2 separate regions of the Homo sapiens genome follow, and region 2 is linked to region 1. Evidence: read pairs that join two places in POLR2A ChIA-PET (ENCODE). Cell type or tissue: A673. All regions are shown on one strand. Each heading gives the region's core, and the rest is flanking DNA. Links, peaks and the distances in the headings are about the cores only.

What was found. ChIA-PET counts read pairs that join two places held together with the same protein. Peaks named below come from ENCODE experiments on the same cell type or tissue, not always from the same donor. Only the 100,000 strongest peaks of a DNase experiment are listed, where the experiment ranks them.
Region 2: POLR2A ChIA-PET joins it to region 1 with 8 read pairs; 2 of 35 experiments call an interaction of 5 or more read pairs at or near these places.

What each region holds. Positions count from the first base shown.
Region 1 is chr16:30,771,406-30,777,013 of GRCh38, forward strand. It overlaps RNF40 (ring finger protein 40), which reads left to right. Exons shown (of 20, transcript NM_014771.4): 18 at 428-568; 19 at 684-785; 20 at 2,533-4,902. The coding sequence ends at 2,709. Among named protein-coding and RNA genes, the nearest start is that of RNF40, 12 kb to the left of the region's middle. RefSeq lists enhancers at 3,160-3,838, 3,839-4,515, 4,845-4,954 and a silencer at 4,435-4,514. In A673, for the core only: a CTCF peak has its summit at 5,389; DNase peaks (open chromatin) are centred at 4,046 and 5,356; H3K4me3 peaks cover 1,972 bases; H3K27ac peaks cover 1,636 bases.
Region 2 is chr16:29,835,845-29,841,717 of GRCh38, forward strand. It overlaps MVP (major vault protein), which reads left to right. Exons shown (of 15, transcript NM_005115.5): 7 at 878-1,114; 8 at 4,334-4,615; 9 at 5,752-5,873. Among named protein-coding and RNA genes, the nearest start is that of MVP, 18 kb to the left of the region's middle. In A673, for the core only: no CTCF peak of the experiment used is centred there; no DNase peak of the experiment used is centred there.

The DNA.
Region 1 (5,608 bases), core at 1,609-5,608:
AGGAGATCTAGACCATCCTGGCTAACACGGTGAAACCCCATCTCTACTAAAAATACAAAAAATTAGCTGGGTGTGGTGGTGGGCGCCTATAGTCCCAGCTACTCGGGAGGCTGAGGCAGGAGAATGGTGTGAACCCAGGAGTCGGAGGTTGCAGTGAGCTGAGATCGTGTCACTGGACTCCAGCGTGGGGGACAGAGTAAGACTCCGTCTCAAAAAAACAAAAAACAAAGAAACCCCAAAAAACAGCATCACACGGGAGGAACTGGAGAGGGAGAACAGGAGGGGAGGGCTTAGGGCTCAGGAGGCAGGAGCAGCTCCAGGGCAGGTGTCACTGGGGCCCTGGACAGAAGCATTGGTGGGCCGTGACTCCACATGCCTGAGTCACCAGGCTCAGACCAGTGCCTCCTTCCTGTTCCACCCTACTCAGGCTGTAGAAGCCGCCCAGCTGGCCGAGGACCTGAAGGTGCAGCTGGAGCACGTGCAGACTCGGCTGCGGGAGATCCAGCCCTGCCTGGCAGAGAGCCGGGCTGCTCGTGAGAAAGAGAGCTTCAACCTCAAGAGGGCTCAGGTGTGTGCAGGGGTGAGGGGCCAGGCCAGGGTGGTCCACGGTCACGGACCTATCCTGGGGGCAAGCGGCTCAAGGTTGAGGACCCTTGCCCTTAGCCAGGCCTCTCCTGCCCCAGGAGGACATCTCACGGCTGCGGCGCAAGCTGGAAAAGCAGAGGAAGGTGGAGGTCTACGCAGATGCCGACGAAATCCTCCAGGAGGAGATCAAGGAGTACAAGGTGGGGCTGTGGGCCAAGTTGTGCCCTATCCACCTGAGAATTGTAGATGCAGGATTGCTGAGACTAGTGGAGAGTCTGGGGACCCTGGAAGTAATGTAGGGCAGCAGAAAGTGGGCAGCACAGTGGTCACAGAGTCAAATGCTGTTTGCTGTACATGTACTGTGAGCCAGGCACAGTGCTTGGCTGGGTGTGGGTTGGGAGGCTAGGAACTGGCCCTGGTCTCTGACTTCTTGAAACTGACAGTCAGGGGAGGAGGCAGCCAAGTAATTCTCTCATCCCAGATGTGTAATATGATGGCAGAGGCCAGAGGGGCTGAGGGGACTCAGGGGAGGCCCTTCCCCTGGCCCTGGGGTCAGCAGGCTTCCTGGAGTGAATGTCACCACAGCAGACCTGAAGAATAGGCCAGACGTGGCTGTGAGGAACGGGAGTGAGTAGCTTTAGGCAAAGGGAACAGCAGATGTGGACGCTTGAGCGGAGGGGTTGCTGGGACAGCACCGGAGGTTGTAATCAGAGGAGCCAATGTGGAGAGGTTGGGCCGTGTCACCTCCTGAAGAGTGCGGTACGCCAGGTTGAGACCTCAAAGGGTTTTAAACAGGAGAGTGATGTGGTTAGATTTGTTGTTGGTTTTGGGCTGGAAGAGGTAGACTGGAGGCAGGGAAATTGTTAAGGTATTGCAGTCACTGAGGCAGAAACCAGAGTAGATGGGTTCAGGAGACATTTCAGAGGCAGAATTGCTTGGACTCGGGGGTGGATCGAATGCATGGAGTGAGGGAAAGGGAACACTTGGAGGACTCCTGGTTTCCTGGTTTGAGAAACTAGGTGGATAGTTAGTACCATTTAGGGGGTTAGGAGGCCTGCGGGGGAGCAGGTTCTATGGGATGGTGTCAAAGGATGCTGAGAAGGTGCCTGTGGGACCCCTTTGGGAGGCTGGGAAGGTGCTCAAGGCAAAAGGGCCGGGCTGGAGAACAGGCTTGGGGAATGTCAGTAGAGGCAGAGGTGGAAGCCACATATGACTTGGTCATCCCTTGGAAGCAGTTGAGCCTTGAAGGGCAGAGGCAGCTGGAGGCAGCCATGGGGTAGAGGCAGGCTTGGGAGCCTGTTCAGTGCTGGTGTGTAGGGTCCTGGGAGACAGGAGTGATGGCAGGGAGGCTGCTGAGGCGGCAGGCTGGGCTGGGATTTTAGCAGGCTGGAGGAGCACTGTTGGGGGATGCTGAGTTGAGTCAATCCATGTCTGGAGTTGGAGGTGAGACCCTCCTGGTGGCGGAAGAGAGGTCTCAGGCTAAGAAGGGACCCACGGCAGGGTCTCTGGCCAGTGTCGAGGCTGGGCCCAGTTGAGGGTAGAGAGAACAGATTTCTAGTTGCATTGCCATTCCAGCTGTGACTTAGCAAGTGCAGGTGAAGAGGTAGACAAGATTGGGATTTCACCAGAGGCGGCCAGTGGGGCAGGAGATGAAGCCCCAAGGCAGAGTCCAGGCTGGGCCTGTGGGTCCTTGTCCTTTTGAGGGGACACATGATAGCCATCACTGCCCAGTGATGAATCCGGACTCTGCTGATTTCTAGTGTTGAGACCTTGGCCTCTGCACCTCAGTTTGCTCATTCATAGAGTGCTCGTCCTTACCTCCAGGGTTATGGGAGGATGAGGTGCAGTCTCCAGTGTGGTGGGCTTGGCCTGGACTCCTCCTGCTGTCAGCTTGGGGTCTGGGCACTGTCAGAGTTGTTCCCAAGCTGATGCCTTTGCCTGGCCCAGGCGCGGTTGACCTGCCCCTGCTGTAACACCCGCAAGAAGGATGCAGTCCTTACCAAGTGCTTCCACGTTTTCTGCTTCGAGTGCGTGCGGGGCCGCTATGAGGCCCGCCAGAGGAAGTGCCCCAAGTGCAACGCGGCCTTTGGTGCCCACGACTTCCATCGTATCTACATCAGCTGAACCTGAAACTCAGGGGACTCTGGAACACCATGGACCCTGGGGGCTGTGCCCCCATCTCCTCCCCACCCCAGGTCTAGTGGCCCCACCCTCCATTCCGGACCCCATGGGCCCAGCCCCTGCCCATCTAGTTGGTTTGGGGACCCTGGTGCATGCTAGTGGGCATGGGATCAGCCAAGCTTCGTTCCATCTTTTCCTAAAGGTCAGAGCTGCAGCCTAGGGGGCACTGCCCTACAGAAAAGGTCTGCCTGAGAGGCCTGAGGAGCCCAGAGCACTTGACTGAGCTTCCCGGAAACTGGCCCTAACCTGTCTGTCTCCGTGGATGCATCCTAACCCTAAGGAAAATTCCCCAGGCTGTGATCTACCCTAGAGAAGGCTCGCTCCCTGCCTACTGGCTCACAAATGAGGACCAGTGAGCCATGTCCTTGTTCCTTGTTTGAGACTGGGCTGCAGGCCCCAGGAAGACTTTCCTTCACCCACCATCCCCCTAACCTCGGCAGGGCTTCTGTCCTGTGGAGTTCCCTGGACACCTTGGTCTGGCTCTTGTGCCAAGGGCTGAAGGAGGTACCCTCTTGGCAGATGGGGGCATCACTTGCTTCCTTTGGGAAGCTCTAAGGTTGCTGCAGTCACCTTCCTCATCTTGCAGGTGCTGAACCAACATCATCAGTTTCTATTCTAATCAGGCCCCTTCCCAATCTCCATTTCTCTGCCAAGCCCATTTACCCCCACCTCATGCATCCCAAGGCTCTACTGGGTCCCTGGACCTAACCCTGCTTTCATCCTGGTGGCCTTAACTACAGTGGAGGTGGAACTTCCCAGGAGGGGAAGGGACAGACCAGCCCCAGCCGCTGGGCCAACTTCCAATCATTCCAGCTAGAAGAGCTTCCCCCTGACACCCTGTGACTGAGCCTGTGTCCTGTCTGCCTGCCCAGCCATGCTCCATCGGCTGTGAGGGCAGTGCCCGGAGAGGCCAGAGGGTTGGAGCTGCAGGGACCCGTTTGGACCCACAGCCTCTGTTCTAGAGATGCTTGTATAGGCTGTTAATTGTGATGAATAAACGTTCAACCCTCGGCCTGCAGCCAGAGTAGCCAGGCCGCGCACCCCAAATGTAGTCCCCCGATTTTAGCTGCAGCAGCTGAGCAGCACTTTGCTGGCTTGGTGTGAGCCTGGGAGGGCTCAGACTTAACGGCCGGCAGGGATCCCGGACTGGGCCTGAAGGGGAGAGCGTGGTGGTCGTCGCGGAGCCGCCTGTCCTGCTCCCACCGACCCCGGTCTGACCACGTCCTTGGCTGTCATGGCCGGGGGATGCCGGGACTCCTCGGGCTGCATCCTGGGAAGTGTAGTTCCTGGTCCGCACATGGTTAGGAGGTTCTCGGAGAGAGAGCTAGTTTCCCGGTTGCGCTGGCCAAAGGCCGGCCTGAACTGGATCCTGCGGACCGCTTCTCAGCGGCTTCACCCCCACACCACTCGAATGCACAGATCGGGACACCTCAGCTGGGTGACTTCCCTCGTTGCAATCGGCCTCGGGAGCGGTGCGGCGTGTACCGAGCGGCGCCCCTGGGCTCAGCGCGCTGCAGGCGCCCCGGGCGGATCCTTCACCGAGGCAGGACTGGGGCTGGCGCCAGAGCCGGTGCGGAGCGGTGTTGGTTCAGGCGCTGGCGACAGTGCTATGGCCACGGCAGGGGCCGCGTGCGTCTCAGCGGTGGCGCCTTCGGACCCTATTGGCGCCCGGGACTTAAGCGGGGCCGCCGCTGCTGGACCAGGACGAACTGGAGAAGGAGACGCGGGCCGCCACGGTGACCTCGGGCGTAGGGCCGGCGGCGGCGGGCACGCTGGTGGAAGCGCGGGCCGCGGCAGGGGAGGACATCGGGCCGCAGAGAAAGTGCCGATGGCCTGGGGCAGCGGTGCGAGGGTGGGAAAAACGCAGGATATTGCATCATAGAGACGCGGCCACCTTCGCCCCTGGAGAGCGCCAGTCTCAGGAGCGCCGCACCGGTCACGGGTGGAGGTCAGCCAGGCCTCCGTAAGCGCGGTCCCCTTCCAGGAGTAGCCTTCGCCTGGGCTCTTGAGTAGATGCCAAGTAATTCCGCATCGTCTCTCTAGATATCTGCGCTAAAGGCCACCCGGTCTCCTTATCAGAGGGGCAAAACTCTCCTCGTGGGTCTTCATACCTAATAAAAGTCGGCATCAAACCACTTTTTCAAGGTCAAGTCCAAGGGAACGGGGTGAAGATCCCACAATGTCAGTGAGGCAGCAACCACTGATGTGGTGGCAGGAACCAAACCTTTTTTTTTTTTTTTTTTTTTTGAGACGGAGTCTCACTCTGTCTCCCAGGCTGGAGTGCAGTGGCACGATCTCGGCTCACTGCAACCTCTACTTCCCGGGTTCAAGCGATTCTCCTGCCTCAGTCTCCCGAGTAGCTGGGACTGCAGGCGTGCACCACTGCGCCCAGCTAATTTTTGTATTTTTAGAGACAGGGTTTCACCATGTTGGTCAGGCTGGTCTCAAACTCCTGACATCATGATCTGCCTGCCTCGGCCTCCCAAAGTGCTGGGATTACAGGCGTGAGCCACTGTGTCCGGCCAGGAACCAAACTCTTAATAAACATTTCCCATGAGGCTCCGGTGCCGGGAGGATTTGCCTTAATTTTTTGACTGCTTACCACCCCTAGTGGTCCCAGTGGCAGCGGTACCCTGGGCTGCTGCCCAGGGACTGGCAGACCAAAACTACTCCTGGGCCCACCCCGACCTTGGCTGTCTTCTTGGGAGTGAACAGATGTTGGCATCAGTGGTGGACATGCCCGTTTCAGCCAGACCTTGGGCACTGCCTGTGATTGGCCAGTGGGTTGCCTGATGTAGACCGCTGTCTTCTCAAAACTTCCCTTGCATCCGACGGTGCTACG
Region 2 (5,873 bases), core at 822-4,821, 940 kb before region 1:
CCCTCCGAGTGGCAGAGAATGGTGGTAGAATGGCATGAGAGTAAAAGAGAAGCAATAATTTTAGGGTCACTTAAAAAAATTCAGAGATCAGATTGCCTGAGTATTCTGGATCATCTGAAGGGTTAAATAGTCTTTCTGGGGCTGGGCGCAATGACTCACATCTGTAATCTCAGCAATTTGGAAGGCTGAGGCAGGAGGATCACTTGAGGCCAGGAGTCTGAGACCAGCCTGGGCAACACAGTGAGAACTCATCGCTACAAAAAATTTAAAAATTAGCTGGGTGTAGTGGAGCATGCCTGTAATTCCAGTTACTCCAGAGGCGCTGAGGCAGGAGAATCGCTTGAACCCCAGAGGCAGAGGTTACAGTGAGCCATGATCATGCCACTGTGCTCCAGCCTGGGCAACAGAGCGAAACCCTGTCTCAAAAAAAAAAAAAAAAAACAAAGCCGGTCGGGTGCAGTGGCTCATGCCTGTAATCCTAGCATTTTGGGAGGCTGAGGTGGGAGGATCACCTGAGGTCAGGAGTTCAAGACAAACCTGGCCAACATGGCGAAACCCCATCTCTACTAAAAATACAAAAATTAGCTGGGCATGGTGTCACCCACCTGTAATCCCAGCTGTACTCAGGAGGCTGAGGCAGGAGAATCGCTTGAACCTAGGAGGCGGAAGTTGCAGTGAGCTGAGATCGCACCTTTGCACTCTAGCCTGGGCAACAAGAGAGAGACTCCGATTTAAAAAAAAAAAAAAACAATCCCTGGATTGGTAGAAATTGTCTCTGAGATCTGGGAGCATTGGGAGCATTTGGTGGCCAATGGGGCTCGCAGATCCCCTGAAGTTGGAGGCAGGTCACTCAAATACCCAACATGTTGCTCTGCAGACAGCCCTGCACCTCCGGGCTCGGCGGAACTTCCGGGACTTCAGGGGAGTGTCCCGCCGCACTGGGGAGGAGTGGCTGGTAACAGTGCAGGACACAGAGGCCCACGTGCCAGATGTCCACGAGGAGGTGCTGGGGGTTGTGCCCATCACCACCCTGGGCCCCCACAACTACTGCGTGATTCTCGACCCTGTCGGACCGGATGGCAAGAATCAGCTGGGGCAGAAGCGCGTGGTCAAGGTGAGGTCCCTACACCCCCACAGAGGACTGCCCTGGGAGATGTATGTCCTCTAGTGGCATGAGGCCCTCTGCCTTCTCTCCTCCAGACGCACGTTCTAGGAACACCTTCTGTGCCTTTGCATGCTTAGTTCTTACACACCTGAGACACTGGCCCATTTGATTCCTGGCAGCCTCTGACTTACCCCTCAGACCTGAAGTTAATTCCCCTTCTGGGAAGGCCTCCTGGCTACCCGCTGCCTGAGACTCTGAAACTCTGATACAGTCATGCGCCACTTAATGATGGGGATACATTCTGAGAAATAGTCCTTAGATGATTTTGTCTTTGTGCAAAAGAGTGCACTTATGCAAACCTAGATGGCACCTAGTCTAGATGGCGTAGCCTGCCCCTAGGCTGCCAACCTGTGCAGCATGTGACTGTCCTGAATACTGCAGGCAGCTGAACACAATGGCAAGTACTTGTGTATCTAGCCATAGAAAAGGTAAGGTAAAAATACAATATAAAAGCTTCGTTATAGGCCAGCACAGTGGCTCATACGTGTAATCCCAGCACTTTGGGAGGCCGAGGCAGGTGGATCACTTGAGGTCAGGAGTTCGAGACTAGCCTGGCCAACGTGGGGAAACCCTGTCTCTACTAAAAATACAAAAATTAGCCAGGTGTGGTGGCACACACCTGTAATTCCAGTTACTCGGGAGGCTGAGGCACGAGAATCACTTGAACCCTGGAGATCAAGCCTGTGGTGAGCCGAGATCGTGCCACTGCACTCTAGCCTGGGCGATAGAGTGAGACTCTCAGAAAAAAAAAAAATCTCCATTATAATCTTACGGGACCACCATGTGCAGTCTGTAATGGACTGAACTATCATGCAGTGACTATATTTCACATCTTTAATATCCTGGTGTTCACTTTGCTTTGTCATCTTTTGTAAAATAAACCTCTTGGTTTACCCTCTCCCACCCCCTACTTCATCCCCTCTCTGAACTATATGTGGGAATACCAGCAGTTGCCAAACTCATTCTGTAAAGGGGGCTGGATGGTAGATACTCCAGGCTCCGTGAGTCATTGTTTCTGTGGAAGTTCTTCAACTCTGCTGTTATGTCAGGAAAGCAGCTTGGGCACTACGTAAACAAGTGAGTACTGCCATGCTCCTGGAATAGTTTATCTGCAAAAACAGGAGGCAGAAAAAGTAGAAATAGGCCAGGCATGGTGGCTTACATGTGTAATCCCAGCACTTTACGAGTCCAAAGCGGGTGGATCGCTTGAGGTCAGGAGTTAGAAACCATCCTGGCCAACATGGCAAAACCCTTTCTCTACTAAAAATACAAAAAAATTAGCTGGGCATGGTGTCAGGCACCTGTAATCCCAGCTTCTCTGGAGGCTGAGGCAGGAGAATTGCTTGAACCCGGGAGGCGGAGGTTGCAGTGAGCCGAGATCACACCACTGCACTCCAGCCTGGGTGACAGAGCAAGACTGTCTCAAAAAAAAAAAAAAATTAGAAATAACCCAAATGTACATATATAATGAATGGATAAAAAATTGTAGCATATCCATACAATGGAATATCATTCAGCCATAAGAAAGAAATGGCAGGCCAGGCGCAACAGCTCATGACTATAATCCCAGTGCTTTGGGAGGCCGAGGCAGGAGGATTGCTTGAAGCCAGGAGTTTGAGACCAGCCTGGGTAACATAGTGAGACCCCATTTTTACAAAAACTTTTAAAAATTGACCAGGCATGGTGGCACACCTGTAGTCCCAGCTATTTGGGAGGCTAAAGTGGGAAAATCGCTTGACCCCAGGAAGTGGAGTGTATAGTGAGCTATGATTGTGCCACTGTACTCCAGCCTGAGGCAGTAGAGTGAGATCCTGTCTCTAGGAAAAACAAAAAATAATGACATACGTGCTACAACATGGATAAAATTGAAAATGTTATGCTAAGTGAAAGAAGCCAGCTGGACGCAGTGGCTCACGCCTGTAATCCTAACACTTTAGGAGGCTGAGGTGGGCACATCACCTGAGGTCAGGAGTTCAAGACCAGCCTGGCCAACATGGTGAAGCCCCGTCTCTGTTAAAATACAAAAATTAGCTAGCATGATGGCGGGTGCCTGTAATCCCAGCTACTGCTCGGGAGGCTGAGACAGGAGAATCTCTTGAACCTGGAAGACAGTAGTTGCAGTGAGCCGAGATCCCACCACTGCACTCCAGCCTGGGCTGCTGAGCCGAGACTCCATCTCAAAAAAAGAAAAAGAAAAAAGCCAGACATCAAAGACCACATATTGCATGATTCCATTTATGTGAAATGTCCAGAATAGGTAAACACATAAAGAAAATAGACTAGTGGTGGGTGGGGTAGGTGGGGAGTGGCAGTAACTTCTAGGTACAGGATTTCTTTTCAGGGTGATGACGAAAATACTCTAGACTTAACATAGCAGTGATGGTTGGACAACTTTGAGTATACTAAAACAACTGAATTGTGAATTGTATACTCTAGATGGGAAAATTTCATATGTGGATTATATCTCAAAATTTTTTTAAGAAACAGGCGGTGCTGGGCGTGGTGGCTCACATCTATAATCCCAGCACTTTGGAAAGCTGAGGTGGGTAGATCGCTTGAGTCTAGGACTTTGAGACCAGCTTAGGCAGCATGGCAACACCCCATCATCTACGAAGCACACAAAAATTAGCTGGGTGTGGTGATGCGCATCTGTAGTCCCAGCTCCTTGGGAGGCTGAGGTGGGAGGATTGCTTGAGCCTGGAAGGTTGAGGCTGCAGAGAGCTGAGATCATGCCACTGCACTATCCAGCCTGGGCAAGAGAGGAAGACTATCTCAAAAAAAAAAAAAAAAAAAAAAAAAGGCAGAATCCAGATTTGGCCTGAAAACCAGAGTTTGTCAAGCCCTAGGTTACACCATCTCTAGAAAACAAAGCCTGGGAGAAAGAAGAAAAAACAGGTTGATTTTTAATGGTTTAGCTTGCGTGGATCCAGGTCCTGACAGTTATGGAATCTTTCAAGGACACATTTGACCAGATGAGATTTGGCAGGCGTTTGTGTAGAGCCTCACAGTCCAGACAGTGCCTCACCGTATTATGATGTGGGGGTGGGGGCGGGCTTCTGGTGCTCTTGTCCTCCACACAGGCCTGAAACAGCACAGGACTGGGGAGGTACCATTGGAAGCACCCGCAACCCTAAAGGCACTGACCCTAACCTCACGTCTCCCCACTAGGGAGAGAAGTCTTTTTTCCTCCAGCCAGGAGAGCAGCTGGAACAAGGCATCCAGGATGTGTATGTGCTGTCGGAGCAGCAGGGGCTGCTGCTGAGGGCCCTGCAGCCCCTGGAGGAGGGGGAGGATGAGGAGAAGGTCTCACACCAGGCTGGGGACCACTGGCTCATCCGCGGACCCCTGGAGTATGTGCCATCTGCCAAAGTGGAGGTGGTGGAGGAGCGCCAGGCCATCCCTCTAGACGAGAACGAGGGCATCTATGTGCAGGATGTCAAGACCGGAAAGGTAATGGCTGGGAGTGAGCAGCAGTGCTGCCACGTGGCCTTGGCCTTGGTGGCGGCTTCCTCTGGGTGTGTGGAAGAGGTGGGCAGGGACTTCAGCAGCATGGAGAGCCATATCAGGTGGGCTGTCTGGTTGGGGGAGGGCACTACGTGGAGTGTTTGCCATCCTTCTGCCTTAAATGTCTCATTTGAAATGTTAGAACCAACCAGGTGCGGTAGCTCACATCTGTAATCTCAGCACTTTGGGAGGCCGAGGCGGGCGGATCACCTGAGGTCAGGAGTTCAAGACTAGCCTGGCCAACATGGGAAACCCTGTCTCTACTAAAAGTACAAACATTAGTCAGGCGTGGTGGTGGTCTGAGTAGTCCCAGATACTTGGGAGGCTGAGACAGGAGAATTGCTTGAACTGGGAAGCGGAGGTTGCAGTGAGCCGAGATCACACCACTGCACTTCAGCCAGGGTGACAGAGTGAGACTCTGTCAAAAAAAAATATTAGCATGTCCACTGAGAGGACAAGTGGGGGTTTAGGACAGGGACCCTTTCCCACAGCAGACCTGGTTTCCAGCATAAAGGTCTGATGGGGTGGCCAGGGAACAGGAAGGACCTCCTCCCTCATGCCCATATCCCGGTGGAATCTTTCATTTTTTTCTGCTTCACCTAAAACCTTGACCTTGATTTGACCTCGGGCCACATCTCCAACCTTCTCTAAGAATCCAAGCTGGAAGTCCAGCTTGGAATCCGAGGGAGCATCCGTGTACACAGCCTACTTCACCATCCCCGAGGTGCCCTCCAAACTGCCCCATGAAGGAAGATTCTAGAAATAACATTGAGCACCTTCTCTATGCCAAGAGCTGTTTGAGCTAGACATGTGAAGATGTCATTCACCCCTAGACCCTGCAAGGTAGCCACCGTCAAGTCCACTTGACACATGAGGAAACTGAAGCCCAAGGGGTGAGGTAGTTAGCCCACGATGACAGGGCCAGCAGATGGCAAACCCGGGGTGGAGCCTGGCCTCCCCGTAGAGAAGGTGTTTAACCTCGTGGCGCGCCTTCCCTGGATGGGCTCTGCTTTGGGACAGCTGGGCGGATCTTCCTCCCTTCCACCCTTACGGGCAGCTTCCCTCCCTGTCCTCGTCCCAAGGTGCGCGCTGTGATTGGAAGCACCTACATGCTGACCCAGGACGAAGTCCTGTGGGAGAAAGAGCTGCCTCCCGGGGTGGAGGAGCTGCTGAACAAGGGGCAGGACCCTCTGGCAGACAGGGG